Regions from separate parts of the Homo sapiens genome. Here region 1 is linked to region 2. The links are chromatin loops, found by intact Hi-C in ENCODE. Cell type or tissue: Caco-2. All regions are shown on one strand. Links, peaks and the distances in the headings refer to the core of each region. The heading gives the core; the rest is flanking DNA.

The links. Peaks named below come from ENCODE experiments on the same cell type or tissue, not always from the same donor. Only the 100,000 strongest peaks of a DNase experiment are listed, where the experiment ranks them.
Region 1: a loop joins it to region 2, with 2.5 times the contacts of the local background. A loop is called at or near these places in 1 of 110 quality-filtered maps.

Annotation. Positions count from the first base shown.
Region 1 is chr2:132,850,076-132,861,602 of GRCh38, reverse strand. NCKAP5 (NCK associated protein 5) reads left to right here. Exons shown (of 20, transcript NM_207363.3): 11 at 992-1,111. Among named protein-coding and RNA genes, the nearest start is that of NCKAP5-AS1, 60 kb to the left of the region's middle. RefSeq lists an enhancer at 1,673-1,967. In Caco-2, for the core only: no CTCF peak of the experiment used is centred there; no DNase peak of the experiment used is centred there.
Region 2 is chr2:132,420,003-132,431,464 of GRCh38, reverse strand. The region is part of intron 1 of GPR39 (G protein-coupled receptor 39); the gene reads right to left. Among named protein-coding and RNA genes, the nearest start is that of MIR9986, 8.0 kb to the left of the region's middle. RefSeq lists an enhancer at 10,999-11,462. In Caco-2, for the core only: no CTCF peak of the experiment used is centred there; a DNase peak (open chromatin) is centred at 6,794.

The sequences.
Region 1 (11,527 bases), core at 3,528-11,527, 430 kb before region 2:
AGGAAAAGAGAAGAAGGTAGAAGGAATGCGTAGAGCTTTAGAGAACAACACGCCAGACCTTTGTTCTCTGCTTGGTGAGAACAGAAGACATTTTTTTTTTTATTAACATCAGGAAGTAGTGAAAGATAGTTTGAAATGCAGAAAAGGGTCAGCTTTTGAAGAACCTTGAATTTGGGTTTTATTCTACTGCGTCTGCCTTGAATTCCATCAAAAAGGGCATAGATATTTAAGTACCGCAAGTTCCTTTATTGCAGTCAGTTTGGAAGGCAGTTCTAGTACATCAGCTTCCTCCATGAGCTGGGGAAAAGGTCTCTGTGGTGTTTGAACTATTCAAAAGAGCTGCTCCAAACAGATGCCAGAATGGGCTAAGTGTGCTTCTTACCCAGCACTGAGACCAGAAAGCCCCAGAAGGTATGGAAATCCATGAGTTCAGAGGATGGGCAAGTGGCAAGTGGCCTTTTAAAAGCCATCTCTTCGGAGCTATTTCTCTCCCGCTAAATGCATCACTGACTCTATTAGCCCCATCACCGAGAATTTCAACTTGTTTTCACAAATGACAATGAAAAACTCCATCAGAAATGATAGTTTCTTTAGCTCATCAAATCTCTATTCCCTGCAGAAACACTGTTGTTGTCCTTGTGGTTTGTGCTCTATGATTGCTTTTATAAAGACAGTGAAAAGGCAAAATATATAGGCGGAAACTTAAATTGACTTCATATCGCTAAGATTTACTGTCTTCAAAAATAGCATGCTAGATTAATGCATTTCTGATTTCAAGGTGCTTTTTTAAAAAAAATTGGTCTTCTTTGCACATAATAATTCTATCAGACAATGGTCTGTGGACGAAAACGTATGTGATTTACTTCTGGGGGCTTTGAAGAATAAAAATACCGTTTTTTACTAATGATCTGAGATATATAAAATATGGTTATAATATGCAAAGACATCTTTCAGTTATGGACTTTTTCCTCCTTCGATGTGTTTGTTGTAGGATCTAAGAGAGGAATGTGTGAAGTTGAAAACAAGAGTGTTTGATTTGGAACAGCAGAATCGAACACTAAGCATCCTATTCCAACAGCGAGTCAGACCCACTTCTGATCTGCTCCTCCAGGTATGTGTTTATCTGGAAAACAATCTTTGCTACTGAAATGCTATTGACAGGAAGTTACTTAAGTTCAGAAGTTAGCAACATCTTCATGAGCAAGGCATATTGCATCAGAATCCCAATTCTTTCCTTTCTCAAGTTATGTCATTAAATTTGAAGGTGTCTGAAGTTCTTGACTTTTTAAAGCTACATGCAGATAAGGAAATGCACTAACAAATAATAAACAGGCAAAAGGGACAATCAGAAGATGTTCTGTAGTAAACTAAATGGAACCATGGAAAGGAGTTAGGAAATAATTGATTGCTTTGGGGACCAGCATTAGTAATCTTGCATACTGTGATAATCAAGGAAGAATTTTATGTAGTGCCAAAGCACATTTTTTTTATTTCAAACTCTTTATGATCAAAAATACATGTGGGGTTTGTTTTTCTTTTATATCTCTCTCTATGCAGAGTTCCTTCTTATAACAGAACGTCTCCTGTTTCTATCTCAGTATTTTTACAGGTTGTCTTTTTCTAAGTGCTCTCACTGAACTATTTTTTTTTACTTGCCTTCATAACATGGAAAGCTGTGGAAAGTCAAGCCATTTGAGTCGATTTGAAGCTGTTCCTGACAAAGCACTAGAGAATATGTCCCACTGCAGGGAAACATATGAATGGGGAGAGGGGTCTGCAGGGCTGACCTTTGCTGTTTCCGATCTTTGTGATCCTATTAATGTGTATATTTGCTTAAACAAGCTCCCATGAGCTTTGCCCCCAAGCCCTTCTGAGGCTAAGCTGTCAAAGACTGCATCGAGGTTTCACAGGGGCAGTGTGCAATGTGCAAAGGGCGGCCCACCACTGCGTGGTCTAATTGGCTGAGAGGAAGGTCCTTGTCCATCCTGTGGTCATCTGGATGATACTGTCCAGCACTATAACCACTAGCCATGTAGGGCTATTTAAATTTTAATTTTAAAAATTTAAATTAAATTAAAATTAAGTTTCTATGTCCAACTAGCCACATTTCCAGTCATCAAAAGCCACATGTGGCCAGGGACTACCTTAGTAGACAGCACACGTGGACAACATTATCATCATTGTGGAAAGCTCTGCTGGACGGTATTTTTCCAAATGATCCAGACTGTGTTGCTAATTTACCCTCTGAATTTTGGAATAAAAATCTTAGGACTCCTCAGAGAAATAACGGGAAATTGTAATTCATTTCAGAGAAAGAAAGATGTTCGGTAAGCTGAACATCAAAATGTAATTTGCCCCCCAAATTAAAATAAAACAGCTCTCTGAATTATAAAATAGATCTCATCTCCTAAATTAATTTCCTCTCTGCCTTATATGTTTGAACATAATTCATAATTTATGACTCAAAAATTTTGTGGGGTGGGAGCGAAGTCATCTATCTCTATTCTGTTTTCTGTTCCTGACCACCGTAAATATTTGTCATAGGGGATCTTGCATTTATAAAAAATTGTGTTTCTTTTGCAATCTCATCATCAAGATTCAATATTAGAATTACTTTTAAAAGCTGTTGCATGTTCCTGATTTTTTTTCTGTTCTGCCTGTTGTAACTTGAGGCCTTTCTGAAGTAGTGTTTAAGACTCTACAGTCCCTGTTTATGAATTGTGATCATTTATTTGCATGGTAAACACACGTGCTATGGGTATATAAGCATTTTCATTGGCTGTCACAAATTTCTTAAATTCATACTCAGAGATCAGGGGATGATGTGTATGCTAACAATAGACATCAGTGTTTATTCATTAGGTGTTTTCAGCCAACACACTTCATATTTCTCCCCAAATAGTACTCCCTCCAGGAGCCATTCTAATTTAAATAATATTTATAAAAGATGGGCTGTTAATAGTTCTGTGAAGAATAATGATATAAAGTGTGATACCTGCCCTCTTAACATCTTGGAGCTCATAATCCAAGACAGAGGACATGACTGGCTTTTCAGATGGTGTGTTAATTATTTCACTCATGGCTTTTCATTTTCTGATAGTACTTTAGGGTTTGAGAAACAAAATATATACAGTGGAGCTAAAATACAATCATTCCAAACTTGCTTTACACCTATGGATGCTCAGTCATTATGCGTTGAGTGGAATAATGAACAAATAATAATTCATTGTTCTGGAGAGTTATTTTGCATAAACTTAAGAGAGGTTTGTGCTCCCACCTCTTTTGAAGTTTTCCTGTCTTACATGAATGTTGAGGCACTACACAGTCATGTGTTCCAGCCCAGTATGTCTGAGGATGTGGTGGGTGGGGGCAGCAAATCCACCAGTGTGTCCCTGGTTCCAAATATTATTGACCCTATAGCTGCTGCCCATGGTCTTTGGATTCATTATAGCAGATTTCTAAGTAGTTTTTTTGCACTTCTTAGAAGGCTGCATTAGTTATTATTTGTTGAATACAGCCTAATGATTCTCTATATTCCAAAGTTGCTACCTGAAAAGAAATACAGAAAGAAGAGTTATGAACACATTGTGATTTAGGTAGACAAATTATAAATAGTATAAAGGAAAATAACTTATAAGAAACAGCCAATTCTTTGTCCCTTAAAAATACAGAATAAGAGGTTATATGGATATCATTTAGCAAATTCTTATGTGGGAGAGACAGAAAGGGAGTGCTCTGAGGATTAGTTGACAGATTCTGGTAAACTTACAAAGGGAGCCAGGTCCATGATGGAAATAAGAAAGGCCTAAGCTGAAATTAAAATCTTAAGATTGACAACAAACTTCTCTATTGATTTCATTTTCTAGAATGATATCTCTGGGACTATGGGTGGCAATAAATCAGATTAACAAGACCCCCCTCCATATTAAAATCAACATTGGAACTAAATTCCAAGGAATTGAGATGGCGGGATAGCAAACAAAATCCAAAAGTAATGTTCTTACAGAGACTGGAATCTCCTAACTAAGCTCATTTGAACCTACTTGTCTGGATTCACTGATGCTCAGCATTCCCCCTTTCAAATCACACTGAACAATGCCCTCAACTTAATGAATGTTGGCAGCTAGTAAAGAGCTCTCTACCATGTACACTTATTTGTCTTACCAGTTGAGCTGAATACTTGCCAAGAATGAGTTATTTTTGTAACTTAGTAGGTCTGCTAAAGTAGTATTTGTGATCACATTAAATATAGTTGTCTAACTATAAAAATAAATTGTGGGAGACCAGAAATTGTATTAAATGTGGAACAATTCTGCATGCAAACTGCTCCTCAAATGCCTTTAAGTTCCTGTACCATTGTTAAGGAAAACAAAAATTAGGAATCATAGACAATGTATAAAGTGTGTGTTGATGCCAAATTAAAAAAAAAAAGATAATGGAAGATTCCAACAAAAAGATCTCTAAGCAAAGAAGCAGCCTTGGCCCTACCAAAAATGTCACTTACCAAATACATAGTAGTGCTTACCATGTGTCAGACTCTATTCTACAAACTTTACAGCACTCACCAATTTCATCTTTATCACAGTCCCATGGGGTAGGACCTATCATTGCACCCGTTTTACCAATGGGGATACTTTGGCATAGACAGGCTAAGTCCTGTAGCAGGTATTTGACAGACCAAGGATTTAAACCTGAAAATCTGTTGAAATTAAGTCCCCCCTTTCGCCTCCAATTGGTGCTCCCTCTGCGTGGAACATAAATGAGTAAGAGGACAAATTTTCTGATTCCCTATTCTAGGTGACATTTGAATTAACTGGCTCACCTAGGATTGAGTCAGATCAGAGGGCTTCTGCAGTACAATCCCAATAAGGAGCCTACCATCTTTACACATTTCTGAAATGCGGCATCTAAGATTTTCCCCTTCCTATGTGTTCTGTCTTTTACTTGTTTGGGATACCTGTGTAACCATTATCCTGATGGGACATTATTCTCGTATTCTTAGATTAAGACAATGTTTTCTTTTCTTTTTCATCTGATATTTCAAAAAGTCCTACTACTGATATCCTTAGGCCAAGTTAGGAAGAAAAGAATTTTATAGGGTAGATGATTCACATCAACAGTGGAGGATCTGACAGCTTAGAACCAAGGTGCAAAAATTTGCTGTTACTTCTTAGAATGCGGACTTTTTGTTTTTGCTAGTGTTTTATATCATTATTTCCAGTAAGATGAGAGGGCTTTTACATTCTACTTGTTCCGCTTTTTTTTTCTCTTAGTCTTTATTTTCAGTGTAAATCTATCCATGAGTCTGATCTGGCAAGACACTGCACACTTTCCTTTCCACCTGTCCACAAGCCAAGCATCCCACTGTGAGATCCAGCTGTGAAATAAAGGAAAATAACATATAAGAAACAGCTGTCCCAGCAAGGGGCCAGCCAGGGCCTCAGCAGTCCTCAGTGAACTTTCCCCATACTGGAGTTCATGTAGTATCAGTGGTCTATGCAAGCTTTGCCTCCCGGGTTCACGCCATTCTCCTGCCTCAGCCTCCCGAGTAGCTGGGACTACAGGCGCCCGCCACCATGCCTGGCTAATTTTTTGTATTTTTAGTAGAGATGGGGTTTCACTGTGTTAGCCAGGATGGTCTTGATCTCCTGACCTTGTGATCCACCTGCCTCAGCCCCCTAAAGTGCTGGGATTACAGTCATAAGCCATTGCACCCAACCATTATACACTTTTAAATGTATGTATTTTGCTTTTTCAAAACATCTGCCTTTGGGGTTCTTTCACATATATGTAGTTGAAGTGAGACAAAAAGATGAAAAGAAAAAAGACTAGTTAAGCAGGTAGCCTGTGGTGAGAGCAATAAGGGAGGGGTAGGTGAGTGAGTAAAGAAGAAGGTAAAGAATGGAACTGTGGTTCTTGAGTTTCTGTGATGGAAGCTTTTCATTCTGATCGATTCTGGCCTCTCTTGAGACACAAACTAAGAAGGAGTTGGGAGAAGAGGCAAGAACATCCACACAAGTTTGAAGCATCTACCTGGCTTCCCACGCTGTTGGGATATAAGTTCACCTTATGAGTTTCTGGAATGGATGAACTCTGCCCCTTGGCTGTTTGTGTGGACCAGCCATGGAGGCGCCTCCAGTCCTGCCCTACAAACCTGATATCTAATTTAGAAACACCCACAGGGTGACAGGAGGAGCAGCCAGTGATGCTTCAGGGATGCTGAGTAACACCAGGGCTCAGATGGCAGAGTATCCACTGGTGGTGAGCCTGTCATCCTGCATGGTTACAGGACATTGGTGGTTTCATTATGGGCACTGGCCAGACATGAAAACATATGGAGAATGTGCAGCAGGTATTCTGTGTCATGCACTAAGCACTGGAAAGGATATTAACCTGCCAGACGTGCAGAAAGTGGCCCCTTTGAGAGGTAAGGGACACTTTGAAAAATCACACAGTTCCTGCAGAGCAAGGCTTTCGATGATGAGATGTAACACGTGAGGTTGGTTTGGGATCAAGTAAGAGCTATACAAAAGACAAGAAAGAATCATCAGGGTTATGGCAAGATGTGATTTTTCCCTCTTCATAATATGCCCAAGACCCTCTATAGACTTGCTTCACACTTCAACAGCCTCATTTTTCTTTTTTTCCTGACACAAATTCTTTACTTCAGCCAAGCAGAAATACTTTCACTCCACAGAGCATGACATAGGTTTTCCTTCAACTGTTCCACTTTGTATGTCATTTTTCTGTTCAAAATGCTACTCTACTCCTGCCCACCCCACCCCTGCCACTCCTCTTCATTCGATTACCAAATTGGGAGCACCCAAAGTAATGTCAGTGCTGAGGAGTCCATGGCAAAATGCATTTGCTCAAGGGCCTGTGGTCTACAATTAAGCCTGAAAGGGAAATGATGTTCTAAAAGGCATGTGGGAAGCTATAGCAGCTGAGCAGAGACAGGCGTGGGGCAAGTGGAATCCTAGCTCCGCTTGCAGAGGGCCCTGGGGAAGGCCCAGCAGAGGAAGCCATGCCTCCATGTGACTCCAGGTGGACAAGAGAAAGTATAAATGCCATCCAGAAAGAATACACTGTGCAAAGGCATGAGAAATTCTCTTCCTCACAATCTGGTTTCTAAATTCATATGCTTTGGAGGTACTCCTGGAATAAGATCACAACTCCCTGCCCCACTCAATCTCCTACTCACACCTTGCTCACTAAGTCCTGGCAGCATTGATATGTTACTTTGTAAGTATGCTACAATTCTTTTTGCATACCTTTGCTCTTCATTCCCAAAGCAATTGAGGGGTGTGTTTTTTTTCTTTGAACAAGACCCAGAGCTTACCAGTCCATGCATCATGACTAAATGTTGTGTTCCCATCAGCTTATAGTCAGCATTATCACGTAAGGTGTATGTGGTCTGTTATAAGGAAATCAAGGTAGGATTCCTACTCTTTTCTTGCTTGATTTGGCCTTTATTTTCTTAGGGACAAAAACCTTGTTTTGACCTTTGAATCCTCCTAGTACACAACTGGAATACACGTGAGCCTCAATAAATGCTGAGTGAACTAAGGATTACGTGAAACCAGGCAAATGGAAATGCTTGTAACAGAGGTACAGGGAGGTGGTTTCACAAATGAAGTGGCTCCAAGGGAGGGAAGAGCAGAAGGGAGTGAGAGCAGTGCTTAGGGTGCTGTGTATTTAAAGTGAAGAAGGCAAGCTTTGAAATATTATGTTTAGATGGGTCAGGATAATTAGGGGAAATTATCTCTCCTTTTAAATGAGTTTCAGGTGTTTTGTTGTTATTTGTTTTGTTTTATTTCTTCCTGTGGCCAGTGAGACTGCAGACATAGGTTCTGTCTTGGAATTGTTGGCTCCGTAAGCTGTAGAGATTGTATTATATGAATGTGCCTTTGGTCAGGGGGACTGATGTTTCCATATTGTTTCATGGGTTTTTATCTCCCCATTCTACTCCCTCTTAAATTTTAAGTAACTTAATGGAAGGCACCTAAATTTCTATTCTTCATATCCTCCTAAAATTAGATATATGTATTAATTGTATTAATAGGTATTAATTGCTTTCAAGAGCACATGGCTGACTTCCCATCATATGTGTCAATCTGTATTACTATGTGGCTGGCTTTACATAAACCATCCTCTCACCAAAACAATGAAAACTCTCATGCTCGGAGATCAGATGCCTTAAGGGGCTAAGCCAGGTGAAGGAAGCAGGAAAGGAAGTTGTGTGCCCTGCAGCCAGCCCCAGCCAGTTAGGCCCCATGGAAATGCTAGCTAGATGTCGCCATAGCTTTGAAAATTGTAAGAAGCTAGAAATGCAGACTTTTGCATGTAGTCTCTCAAATTTTAAATGTTGGCTAACACCTAGTTCAGCTATTTAATGACACTGAGGAAACCCAATAAGGCAACCATGGACCAGAATTGGCCTGCAACCTGCTTTTCTTTCTCTGCCCTGAAAGTGGTGGCAGTTTAATTTAAAACTTGGTGCATGTGCTCAGAACACCTGGGCACTATGCTGCACAATCATATTCATGGGACAGCCAGAATATATTGCTTTATTCATTATTTCAACAAAAATTCATTGAGCACTATGTCCTTGGTAGTGTACTAGCTCCTGAGGACACAGAGATAGTTTAGACACAGTTTCAGACTTAAAAAGGTCATCATTTAATAAGGAGATAGATAATATAAACAAACAGTTGTGCAGTAGAGTAGTAAATGCAACAGAAACATATACCATCCAAGGTCCTCAGAGGAAAAAGTGACAAACACTATTCTGGGTGTCAGGAAAGCCTTCTAGGGTGTGGTCACAGCTAACCTTGACTTTGAAGAATAAATAGGAGTTTGCTAGGGTAACAGTTTCCAAAAAGCAATTTGTGAACTAAATTCAGGACTAATACTGGGATTTATATTTACATTGATCCCAGGTCCTGGATTTAATTATAGCTGTAAGACTATAAAATTGTCTTACCCTGATTCGGCCTTGTTTGGCCTTCCCAACCTCTTGCAACAATACCAGATTAACTCATCCAGCTCTGTAGGAAAACAATAACCTCCAGGAGTGTCATGCTGGCTGAAATTTCTGTCACTGTGACCTTCAACAACACTTCTTTCTAGCTTTTTAACTGAAGAAGGATATAGTTAAACTGGATTAAGAAGTCTAATGGAAAAGTGAAGAGCCCTCTGTGTCTAAAGTTTGTTTTAAGGATTTCAACATTGAATAGAGGTTCAAACCCTGAACATAAATCAACATTATATTGCAGTAGACTAAGTGATTGAAGTGTAAATTCACAAAATGCACCCTGTAGCATGAAACATTCAGGCGATATATATTTTTATCATATTTCAAACACATAAGAAAACCTGATTATCCTGAATTTAGTAAATTTTGTGCAGTAAATGTCTATCATAGTAACCTAAAAACTCCCCTAGTAAAAATTGTTATTAAGCACTACATTTTCATTCTGAGTTTTGGATAAATAGAAGGATTTGGAAATGCAAGGGACAGAAAGTACTGAGAAAGGAATGGTGATGCTTACCTGGGGATTTGATTATGCAGATTAGAGTATTAATTTCTTGGCGCTGGAAATCATGGACTGTCCATTGCTATCAGCAGATGTCACACTAGGGAAATCTTATTCCCGGCACGAAAAGATTAAGTAACCTAAACTCTGACATGAAAGACTAGTGTTTCCAGAAATGAAAAGCAATTCTGGCTTTGTTCTGTCACCTCTCTTACCACGAGGGTGCACTGGTCTAAGAGCTGCCCTGAAACACTTGGGAGCAGCTTTCTGGAACTGGCCAGTGATTTGCAATCTGACGCAGCTCTTCAGGAGACTTGGGAACAAATCTTTAACCTGTCGGGCTGCAGGAAGGAAGGATGTCTTTGAAGTCCTGAATCTTGGCTGCATGGGTCAAGGAAGGGAGGGGAGGGTAGATACCAACGAGGCAAATAGACGCATCCAGGGTCTCTTAGCAAAACCAGAACAGGCTGAGCCTCCTTGGGAAGAGAACTGCAGGAAGGCCACTGAAGCCCCGTGCAGCCCGGGATGGCCAGACCCTAGAGGCAAGCGGGGTTAACCTTCAGTTGTGCCTGGCCTGCTGCAGCTGCTCAGAAATACACTGGGACTGGGCTCACAGTAGCCCCCAGTGTGATCAGGGGGATGAAGATAAAGATTCTCAGGGCAAGATACTCTCATATCCTAATGCCACTGGTTTATAGCTTACACCTGGCTGCACTAGAACAGTTGGGCCAGATTCAAAGGCAAAAAGACACACCCCACTTCCATCTACTACCTCATATACAAGCACACACAAGCTCAGGTCAAGTTTTCAAAAATCCTAATAGAAATCTCCAGACAGATGAGATGATAGTGCACTTTTGTGAAACTTGAGAGACCGAGGAAATGTTACCAAGTCTCCTGTTCATAAAACCATCTTCATGCAATAGCTTTCTAGCAAACTTTTCCGCCTTTAAAGCAGTTTGTATGTCTTACCTGGGTCAGTTTCTGTCAATCACTGTCGGCCTAACATCTCAAAATCAAGAACAGAAAAAAAAATGCTTGAAAAAAAATGCTTTTCTGAAAAATTTGGAAGGCCATTCACCTGCAAGGAGTCTCACTGGAATGACGGACATTGCCCTGTATGTCACAGACCCTGATAGGAAGCCGATGCCACTGTGACTCACTGGTGACCGGAGAAAGGCCACACAAACATGTCACCACTGCCTCCAGCCATACTCTGTGGTTGATAAATCTCTGCCCTTTCCTACCTCAGAAGTAGGAAAGCAGAAGGATCAGCAGAGTTTCTGTAAAATAACATAATTAAAAGGAGCCTGAGAATCTTTGCAAGAGTGTCTCATTAGGAGAAGTAGTCCCTGCAGTTCTAGCAGGTTAACATGTGCTGTACTAAGGTAGCAAAGTGTTTCTATGAAACTGGGTTGGCTGAAGGCCAGTGTGGTCAAATATGCCATTTCCCAAACAGATACCTTGTAGTTACATTGATAAAGCTTTGAGATTGTTCTATACCTTTTTAGCAAGCAGAAGGCATCTCACTGCATCTTTACAATAGGCCCAGGGTATTAGTGCTGTTTTACAAACAGGGAGATGAGCCCCTAGAGGCTGCGGCTTCTTCTTAGCCAGGGTTCTCTCCGGTCCAAAGCTTCCTGCCTTAAATTACCCACTGCCCGCTTAGGCCCTCACTTCCAAATGTCACTTCATGACTTTTCCCAGGCCTACATAAGGAAAGGATATTGCAGTGGTGTTCAATGAATCAGCCAATTAAAAGACATTTAATGGTCTGTTTGGACTTGACAATGTGCTACACCTTGGAAAAATCAAATTCAATACATTTGGGTGGTGTCCAAATAATCAGAGTTATAGACAACACTGTTGTGGGCATAATAGATATTTCCCTGAATAAGGACATGGATCTAATAACCTAGTAACATGATCAAATCATTTGCCCTAGAAACATGTTTATGCCAAGGAATAATAGAATCATATATTATTATATC
Region 2 (11,462 bases), core at 3,463-11,462:
TTTATGAACAAAACTTTAATAAATTTTACTAGTTTTTCTTTCTTAAATAACTTTTTAGATTTCCAGAAGGCAATGAATGCAACTCATATGTTTCCTATTTTCCATGGTCAATATGCTTGACATCAAAGGTAGGATCTTACATCTGAAATAAGGAGTCCTGGCTTAAGGCCAATATCATATTAAGACATAACTAGAAAATGCCCAATTCTAGAAATAGGTGTTGCATCTGATGCTGAAGCACAGCCAGAGATCTTTGTTTTCCAGGCCAAGTTTCAAATACAACCTGATTTCATGGTAATGAGCAGCCACAACCTGATACTTGGTCAGTGAGTGACCTAGGTGAGTGAGTGAGTCAGCTTACAAGGCAGGAGACATGCCCTGGGGATTTGGCACCAACCAGCTTCTGGCAGCAGCATTTCAGAAGCAGGAGGCTCTGCTGCTGACCCCTCCTCCCCACCCCTCTAAACTGCTCATGCACTAAGATGACCAGATCCCTGGGAAATATCACCCAGGACTCAGCCAGGGGGAAGGGGAAGTCCAGGGATATAAGAGAGAATAGAATCTGGGGAAAGTCTGCATGGAACAAAGAAGGAACTCAACAATGTCAGAGCACATCACTAAGCTTACGAAGGTCCCCACAGGGGGTGTCTGTTGTTTCTGCTCCCTGGCTCTGTAACCCGCTCTCCTGGGTAGAACATGGGTCTCCTTTGGGGACCACGCCTCTCACTGCATGCAGTCTTGACGGCACTGTCCATCACCTGCCCTCATCTCAGCCTCACAGGGGCTGGATGAGCAGCCCTAGCCAGTCCAACAAGGTTCTCATCCCTGGATGGAGTGGCAACAAAGATGGGATGATGCCTGAAGCTGATACCTTCTTGATGGTAGAGCCCAAGCTGGTGGTCCATGAATTTCTACTCCCTAGGTCCCTGATAAATCTGGTTCTTTATTTAGCCTTCCCTTTGACTCAGTGAGCTACCTCCCATACTTCCAATAAATTCCTTCTTACTTGCTAAATAAGAAGAATCCGGTTTGGTGGCCTCTAGTCAAAGAACCTTGGCACAGTTACTAAAGTCAAGGTCTCCCCAGCCACCCCCAGCCTGCCTTTCCAGCTCCTTCTTCTCCCATTCTCAACCCTGGCTACACATTGGAGTCACCTGAAGGCTTAAATAATGCCAATGTCCAGGGCTCCACCCACAAAGGTTTTGATATAAATAGACTGGAGTAGGGCATTTTTAATAGTTCCACAGGTGATTGTAATGTTTAGCAGGGTTGATAACTACCACCCCTTCATGACTAAACCTAACCACAAACCGTCATCAGAACCCATGATCACTTCCACACCTGTGCCCCTCACACTGCCTCTCTCTGCCAGCAACACACACCTTGGCCACATGGCCACATCAGTGTTTTTGCACTCCTTCCTGCCACTCCTCTTCTCAAAAGCTTTCCATGGCTCCCATGGCCTCCAATACATAGTCTGAATCCATTAGCCTAGCTATCAACTTCCTCCATATTTAACTCAGTCTACTTTTCAGTCTAAATTCATCACTGCTACCTTCTAGATTTCCCTACTCCAGTCCAATCATTCTATTACCTACTTTCTGGACATGCAGAGTTCTTAGGACAAACAGCAGAGCCCATTCCAGTTTCATCCAGAAATGAGGCTATTAGTTATTTCATATAACCCCTAGGAGGGCCAGAGAATCACATAAGGTTATCCCATCAGAATGCACCAATGTAGAGGTGCTGCAAACATCTGGCTTAGGATGCTGTCTTTAGCTTTTCTGTCTTTGCTCTCTCTAAAGGCTCCTTTACACTCTTTTAACCCCATTTGTCACACACTGGCTTTAACCCCAAAGAGAGTCCATGTGGCTACTGCTCTTTCCCATCCTTCTCTTCCAAATGAGACTCTCATGCCAGTGCACGTGACTGGCGCAGCCCAGGCCACATGCTGCACTCTGGCTGTGAGGGATGCTGGGAAAGCAAGCTTCTGACCACTATCTTGAGGAAGCAGGACTCAAAAAGATGGAAATTTCCCAGAGATAAAAAGCAGCCAAAAGCTGCTGGGTAGCCTAAAAGCAAGATAAACATCCACCAGACTTGGCATCATAATTTCTTGCCTCCCTGACACTGACCATCCAAAACAAGTTCCCCCACTGAAGAGTATTCTCTTTTGAGAGACTACAGAGCGTTTTCTTTTGAGAGACTCACCCTCTGCTCATGTAAAGAACGTGGACTGCAAAACATGCCAGATCCCAGCTCCAATCTCAATGTTTGATGACCTCAGGCAGTTCTGCAAAGTGAGGATAACGATACCTTCATGCTAATGATACTATGAGGATTGAAGATAAAATATAAAGGCCAGCCCTTTGGCTGGCTGGCCCTAGTGCTCTGGTCAGCCCTGGCAGCAAAATCATAGAGCAGAATTGGCAATAGGAAGAACTTTGAACAACAGACCCAATGCCTCATTTTCTGGGCATCTCATAAGCCCCTTGAATTTTGACACAACATGAGAAAGGGGAAACCCCGACCCCCAATGTTACTAAGATTAACATTTTCACCACCTTCCAAATGAGAGCTTGGAGCCAGATTTAAGTTTCTTTTTAGAAATAATGCAACTTTTTTATGTCTAAGTGTCATGGAGCAAATTCCCACCTGTTACAACTACACAACAAGTGATTGACAGTTCTTATCACAACTAGTGAGTTTAGTCCTTCCCAATTCACCCTTTTCTAGTATTGACATTAAAGAATCCCCAAGTGTTGTAGATCAGTGCTTCTCATACCCTGATGTTAGGACATAGGTATTCCAGGGATCTGCTTACAATGCAGATTACAATTCAACTGGTAGGGGTGTGGCCCAATACTCTGCCTTTTACAATTTCCCAGGTGATGCTGATGCTGCGGGTCCCTGGACCATACTGTGAATATCGAGACTAACAACATCTCTGGAGTGAAGCCCAGTTAGCCAGTCTATTAAAAGTTCTGGCAGAACATTTACTAGAACTAGCTTACTTCATAAACAGCCACAACCCAGACCCTGCATCAAGTGGTACATTTAGGCTTCTACAAGGCTCTGCCCTTATACTTTGATGTCCCAATGAGACAAGTATTAAGCTCCTTGAAAGGAGGAACCAGCATTTTGATCTCTATGGTACAAACGATGTTAAGCACAACTTAAGTTTCATAAATACTTGATGAATGAACAAACAAATGAAATGTGAAGATCTGCTGGAATAATGAGAGAAGGGTAAAGCCAGTCCAGGCAGGCTTCTTGGAGGAAGTCAGCTTGTAAGAGATTCAATAATGAGGAAAACCCCAGGTCTAACAAGGAGAACAGCTAGTTCCTACAGAAGTTTTTTTCATCTTCTCTAGAGGATATCTACAGCAAGCTTCAATCACCAAGGTGACTCATTTGTCACCCCTATCAAGGGTAAACTTGAACTTGAAAAACAGTGAAAACCCATCAGCTGTCTTTTAAATATATATATATTTAAATATAAATATAACTATATATAATATATATAACTATATATAATATATATATTTAAATATAATTTTATATTATATATATATTATATATATATATGAAGTACAGCTTAAAAGCCAAGTATGGTAGTGCACACCTGTAGTCCTAGCTACCAAGAGGCTAAGGCAGAAGGATTGCTTGAGCCCAGGAGTTCGAGGCCTCAGGACACTATGATCATGTCTGTGAATAGTCACTATACTCCAGCCTAGGCAACTTACTGAGACTCCTTCCCATCCTTCTCTTCCAAATGTAACTGAAAAAACAAAAAGATGTAGCTGTCATTTCAATGTGATATTTAATCCTTCAGAATGGCAGCACATAGAAAGTAGACTCAAAAATATGCCAGAAATTTTATTTCTGCTGAGTATATGTCTCCAAAGAATTATATGTATAAGATATTATGTTATATTACATACTCATACAATATATAACATATATAATATATAAAACCAAATAGAATAGAATATGTAAAGTCAGGCCAGGCGCAGTGGCTCACGCCTGTAATCCCAGCACTTTGGGAGGTGGGTGGATCACGAGGTCAGGAGATCGAGACATCCTGGCTAACACAGTGAAACACCATCTCTACTAAAAATAAAAAAAAATATATTAGCCAGGTGTGGTGGCAGGCGCCTGTAGTCTCAGCCACTCGGGGGCTGAGGCAGGAGTATGGCATGAACCTGGGAGGCAGAGCTTGCAGTGAGCTGAGATTGTGCCACTGCACTCCAGCCTGGGCGACGGAGCAAGACTCCGTCTCAAAAAAAAAAAAATTTCATATATATATATATATATATATATATATATATATGTACCTATATATGTATATTATATATATATGTACCTATATATGTATATTATATATATAGGTACATATATATATATATTCAAATGACTTCATCTCTGGCTCAAGCACCCTGTGTAAAGTGTTTTATTTCTAAAGCAGAGTTGATCTTTTTCCTCTTCACTAAAGAAAGAGAGTGGCTTCTCTCTGCAAGTTTAATGAGCGTCATCACTCCCAGCTGGGCCTGCCCCCATTTCTGCATGCCGTTAGTTTCATGGACAGTTAGACACTGAACAAGTACAATGGCAACTTTGATGCTGCAGCCTTGCCTCCCGATCTGTCTGTTAGGTACCAGTAACACCACTGCTCTCCAACTACCTAGCCACCTTTGCGGTGTGCAAAGCAGTGGCCTGAGTGTTAAACCCTCTGCTTGCCAGAATGGCTCTTACACTCAGTAAGTACAAACAAGACTTTTTGTCAAGTTTCTAAATCGGGAAAGGCTCTAAAATCAGAAAATGATAAAGTCTGTTAGCCCAAGACATTTCTGTTATTCAGACTTGCTTCAGCACCAGGGTTGGCTTCCTCCCTGACACACTTTTTCCATCTGAAGCCAAATGATGAGGGGTACAGGCATCTCCCTTCTGGTGAGGAGGACTCTGGAAAGCAGCAGAGCTGCCTAGGCATCAGCTTATCCACCAAACCTTTATGCAGCGCCTAGTCATTGCCAGGCTATGACGAAATAGAGCTACCAAAAGGATGATAATTATAAGATCAATTCAATACTGTTTTCCTTTCTGACTATCAAGGCATCAGCATTCTGAAAATCCAGCCAGTGGGACTCAAACCCACAAATTTTGTAATTCTCCAAACGAGAGTTTAAAAGTCCAGTGAACATTCCATGGTGCCCTGGATCTTGTTAAACTTCCAGATCACTGAGCACTGAGCAGGTGACCAACAAGTGGTTGGTGGATCTGTGAATGGCTGGGCCAAAGGCAATTCTTGGAAGGTGAGACTTTTCAAAGAGAAGCTTCTGGAGATTGAACCTGTCTTGGAAGTTATAACTAAGGTAGGCCATGTGTTTACCTGGGAGCTCCTTTCAGCAGAGTTCAGTGAATCCATTCGTTTTCTATTGGTACATAGTGAATTATCAAAAATTTAGTGGCTTAAAATAACACCTATTTATTAGCACACAAATCTGTAGATCAGAGATCCAGGCAAGGTATGCCTGGGTTCTCAACATGTAGGCCAGGCTGAATTCTTTTCTAGAAGTTCTGGGGGGGAATTTTACCTCTAAGCTTATTCAGGGCCCATTTTCTTGCTGGTGCTCAGCTCCTAGAACCTACCTATATTCTCTGCCAGCTCCCTCCATCTCCAAAGCCAGCAACAGAGAATTTCTCCCTGGTCAAATGCCTCTCATGCTTTGACTCTTAGTTCTCCTGCCTCTGACCTCTAGACCCAGATTTAAAGGCTCATGTGACTTGGTTAAATCCACACAGAAAATCTCCCTATTTTAAGGTCAACAGATTTGGGAACTTAATTACTTTCCTTCCTTGCAGCACTAGATTAGTGTTTGATTGAATAACTGGGAGAAGATACGTATACCTTATGGACCAGGCATTTTGGAGGCCATTTCAGAATTCTGCCTAGCACAGGGAAAGAAGGAAAGGAAGGTAGAGCCAAGAGAGCTGCCTGAGGATCACAGTGAGGGTGCTTTTCCTCCATTTCAGGAGCAGCAGCCACTGTCAGAGAACTTCAATCCATCAATCTCTCAAGCAATGCATGGCTACTCTGCCCCCAACCCAGTAAGGAAGGTTGAAGATGTACAACAGTGAAGGGTCCCTGATCTTAGGGAGTTCCAATATAGTCGAGAGACATCATCTGTGCCCCCTTCTGAGAAATGTCTAAGATGGCTCACCATGCATAGGAACATCAGTATAGGCTGTCGTAGTCCAGGAAGGCTTCATGGAAGAAGTGGGAGGCACTGAGATATATCATATGCAGAATGCTAGTGTAAGTGGTAGGAAGTTTTGTCATGGGAGATATATGAGTTGGTCGTAGCTGGAGATTGTCGTTGAAGAACGAATAGACCATTGAGCAATAGAGATGACAGGTGAGAGCTACTGTGACCTAGTTTAGCTCCCTAGGGCCACCTCCTAATCAGGGCCTGAGCAACATGGGGGCGGTTTGGGCCTCCGTGCTGGGAAAGTGGGAGTTGCTGAATGGAAGCAGTCACTGTCTGGCCATGGAGGACAGTGGCAGCAGCAAGACTTGGAGAAACCAAGGGCCAGAGGTCTGCCTAATGGAAAGGAGAACTCACCAGTGTCAGCTGCTCTGCCAGAACTGTGTTCCAATGAAGGGTTGTCTGTTTTTTTATTCTATAAACACAGCCAGGCCTGTACTTTGACCCAAATTGGAATGCAACAAATGCTGTCACTCTAGGGGCAGCACTAGAAATCCAACTGTGCTGTTTAACTTCTTAAAACCCTGCAATGGCTTCCAAGGATAAATTCCAAACCCCTTAGCTATGGTTTCATCTGGAACTGGCTGATCCAGTCCACTAGGCTGGGCTCATGATACATTAAAGGGAGAGATATGAAGTTAGGCAATCCTTTTTCATCCTTCACAAAGTCTGGCTTTTAAGATAATTGCCCAGCTAAAGAGGTCAGTAATTCCATCCTCTGGACCCAGGATGGATCCACAACACCTTTGTCCCAGGCAGTAGCTGCTTATTCCTACCCTGGGGTGATAAGTGTGGCTCACTCTTGAGAGAGATGGCTGCAAGTGGATGCAATTTAAGGTGGAGACATAAACACATGGTTTAATATTTTCAAAATGTCACCCCCACTGTATCCTCATTACCTTGAGGACCCCTTGTTAAAAAGTGGTGAAAGAGCCTGCTAAGAAATAATGTGTAGAGTTGTATCATTGCATTTAACATCTTGTTCAATAGATTTTAACAAGGACCATTCACCACCCTAGTCACTTTCATCTCACGGTTACTTCTGGCAGATATACATGGTTAAAGCTAACATTCAGGGTCTGATTAGCACATAGTGTTCATTTGCTCAGGGGCAAGCAAATCTTAAATGTTTTGCATGTTGGTTTGACTTCAGAGGCCTCAGAGGAATCATAACCCTTTCAAAGATAGCATCTTTGGTTCAGATGAACCAGAACACTTTTGAGGAATGATAAACCTCTATACGAATGCATGCCCAAGGGAAAACAGAACATTGCTTCTCAATTCCAAGCTGAGGCTCATTCATTCATTTGTTCAGTCAACAAATATTCATTACCTACTATGTCTAGACACTATGCTGGAATGAGGTACAGTGTTGAGGGAAATTAGGGCATGCACCTATCCACAAGGAATTAGAAGGAAGACAGACATCAGTCGAGTAATTGCACAATTAAATGTAAAATGACAACAGTGAGTCTTGTTTTGTGGGAGGTTTAATGAAGTCAGGGAGGATGGGCCAGTTTCCCTGGGGAGATCTGAGAGAGGAGAAAGATATTAACCTGGGGAAGGGGATGGAAGTGGGGAGCAGGTAGAGAATAGAGTAAGATAGAAAAGCATGCCAGGCAGAGGAAACAACCCATACACAGGCAGCATGGGGGAAGAGAGCCAGTCATGGTCACTTGAAGAACTTGAAGGGGAGCCAGTGGAATAAGGCAGTTAAGGGGTGTTATAAACTGAACTGTGTCCCCTGCAAATTCACATGTTGAAGGCCTAAGCCCCGGTGTGATTGTATTTGGAGATTGGGCCTTTGGGAGGTAATTCGGGTAAAATAAAGTTGTAAGGGTGGGGCCCTAATCTGATAAGACCAGCATCCTTATAAGAAGAGCAAGAGACACCAGGAGAACACATGTGCAGAGAAGGCCAGGTCAGGACACAATGAGAAGACAGCTATTCATCTACAAGAATGTGCAGCAGAAAGGATGACCAATCATGTCTCCAGTCCTCAGTAAATAGCCAAGAGTAGAGGTGGAGAGTCAGTTGAGTGGTCCCAGGGCTGCAGCCTGGCAGGGGACATGTGCAGAGGGAAAAGGGATAGGAGTCGACAGTGTCCTCCAAATGGTAGACCAGCGGACCTTGCCTTGTACAGCCAGAGGGGCTCCTTGACTCCCAATTCAATATTCTTCCACGGCGCTGTCTCAACTCGTAAATGGCTTTTATTCTGAATGGTTTTAGCACTAATAAGCCAAATGCTTTGTGCAACTGAGGCCTCTCTTATTACACTTCAGCAGCCCCCAGGAGGCTGACAGATGAACAGGCTTGCTAATAAATGGGGACTGGGATTTCAATCTCCCCTTCCTCGGAAACTATGCATCTCTCCAACAGAGAAATGAAATCTTTGAGACAGCCTGATTATAAAAATAATGCAGCATTATTATATTTGTCTGCCAGGCTGATCACAGGACACTTGCAATTTATGAAAGCTATCACAAATAGGGTAATAAACATAAAATATTTGAGGCAAAACTTTTTTCTGAAATATTGAAACATTGGAGTCAAAATAATATCTTACACTAAAAAAGTCACTAATTTAATGTTGATGGTATTTCCCTCAAAGACTGTGTTGACATATCCTTTCATATCAAATAAAAAGCCTTTGCTAAGAAAACTAATGATGAAAACATGATTGTAAGATAAGCATTTAACCTAGTGAAGAAAACAACTACTAAAAATTCTTATGGGCACTGTCAAAGCATTTCAAGGCATCCACTTCTGTGTAATACGAAATATACAGTAGAGTATAGGGATTGGTTTTTAAATTAATTATATTTTTGGTTATGGCCTGCACACAGGGTACAGAATTTCATGAAGTCAATGAAAAGGAAGCTGAAGAAACAGATGATTCAAATGCCACGCCACTGACAAGCAAAGATTTGCTCGAATTAGACCAGATAATTATGAAAGAATGGAAAACTGATAAGGATAATGCAAGGATAGGTGCTTCCATGAGGGTGATTTAAATAACAAAGAATGAAGAGAGGCCCTTTTTATAATCTTACTGAGAAAATAAAACACAAAGGTTATCAGATGGTTTTGTTAGAAAAATTGTGCCCTCAAGCCACATTGGATTCATTCTGAATAATCATTATAAGAATTAATATATAGTTGTAACTATAACTTATATTTGTAACATACAAATAAATTTCTTTTCATAATTTTCACTTTCAAGTCCCAATGAGACCTCTTTTCAAATGTTTTCAACCCCACTTTAAAGGAACCAACTTTATGAGTTCTTTTCAGGTAACGATTGTCCTCAGGTAAAGAGGACCCACTGTCAATATCTCATTCCCCTCTACCCTCTACCCTCTCTTCTCTCTCTTCTTCTTCCCTGGCCCTGCTTGGTTTGACCTAATTCTGTGGTCTAAAAACCCAGAGGATGTGATTCTGAGCTCCTTCTCTTTGCTTCTCCCTGAACCATGCCACAAATATCTAAATGTATATCAACCTTATTTTTAGAGTAGTTCATTTCAGCAGCAACTGCTAACCTTTGTTCCATCCAAATACACGTGATGAATAATGTCTATATTCAATATGAGCAAACCAAGTTGATGTGTAATCCCTGCCACTAGATGTAACTTCTTCCCTTTCCTTCTGACTCAGGAGAGCAAATCAGAATGCAAAAGAGTGTAATTATTCTAGAGTTATGAATCTTCTATGATGTTTCTTTTATTTAATAACCTCATGACTGTCTGTAAAATCTTTTTTCATAACTATAGTTGAAAGCCAATCACTGCCCTCTAGTTCTCTAGGAGGTAGTTGCAGCTGAGTCCCAATCACTTGAAAGTTATTATACAAATTAAAACTATGCTTTTTTTAAAATTACTTTGTCATTCCACTTTGAGTGGGTGACACTTGATAGCAAGCCATGTGTGCAATAGACACACACAAGTGTCCACAGACCTGGATGCTATCTGCATTGAGAACAACTCCAAAGGAGACTTCAGAAAGAGAAGATGGGAGGTCTGGGGAAAGACTTGCTTGAAAGGAAGTCTCATTTTACACATCCTCATCATTGAAGGGACAGGACAGATAATCAAATTATCAGTTCCTTTCCTCCAGAAGAGGCAGAAATCCAGACCAGCAACCTCTGTTCTGACATCGGACAAATATTACCATGCCACACTGGCTGAAACCTTGAAACAGAAACCAAGTCTAGTACTGATTTGTCACTGGGCTGACAAGAGGCAAGACAAGACACTCCTATTTCCAGGAATGTGCACTTTTGCATCACTATTGTGTTCTCCTGTAAATTGCTTGAGAGCTAGTAGGTATCCCAGCCTCTCTTTCTCTCCCAGAGTTCCCAATGTGTTTTCCTTATTCACCAGCCCAGCACATCGACTAGACTGAGGCACAATAGTGAAAGATGAAGGAAAATTAATATTTTTTACATGGGCTTCCTCATCTTGCGTAGATTTATGAATTTTGTTTCTGTCATGCAGAAGTTAGCATTTTTAACAACGAGCGGCGAACAATCTTAATTGTTTTCTTTATTGCCTTAAGAGCTCCAAGAACTACTTGTGATATGTCGCCATTTACATTTCACATTAAATTTAAAATGTTTGAAATAAGCAAATATTTATTTTAATTTGACCCATCTGTGAAATGAAATACTAAAAAGACAACTAAATTACTATATTAAATTCAGCGATTTGTAAACAATTTATATGTTCATTTGTTCTGGGTTAAAAATGCCCCAAAGCACAAGTTTTATGAAACTTACAAAGTAAATTGCATTGAATTAATCTGATGAATGCAGGCCATGATTTCTTCCTCTTCACTCCATTAATTTATTTCCTAACTTGAGTTAATTAGTGAGGTTCCTATTTTTAAAAGCTCTTTGAAATTCATTGGGAGAGGAGGACATTTGCGAGAACTGCTTTGAAAACCTACCGCAGAGAAAATGGGCTAAATACAAACGGTAAATTCCCCCAGGACATTATCGCACATTGAGCACCTGATTGCCATTCAACAATCTTTATGCTGAGAACACAGTGGGCGATTAACATACAGTTGGTATAGGAAAGAAGGAAAGAGCCAGAAGAAAAGAACGAGAGCAGCAGCAAGAACAAACTCATTCCAGACAATTACTAATGGGATCTGATGATCTCCAAGGTCCTATCCATCTCTAAATAAAAGTCTGTG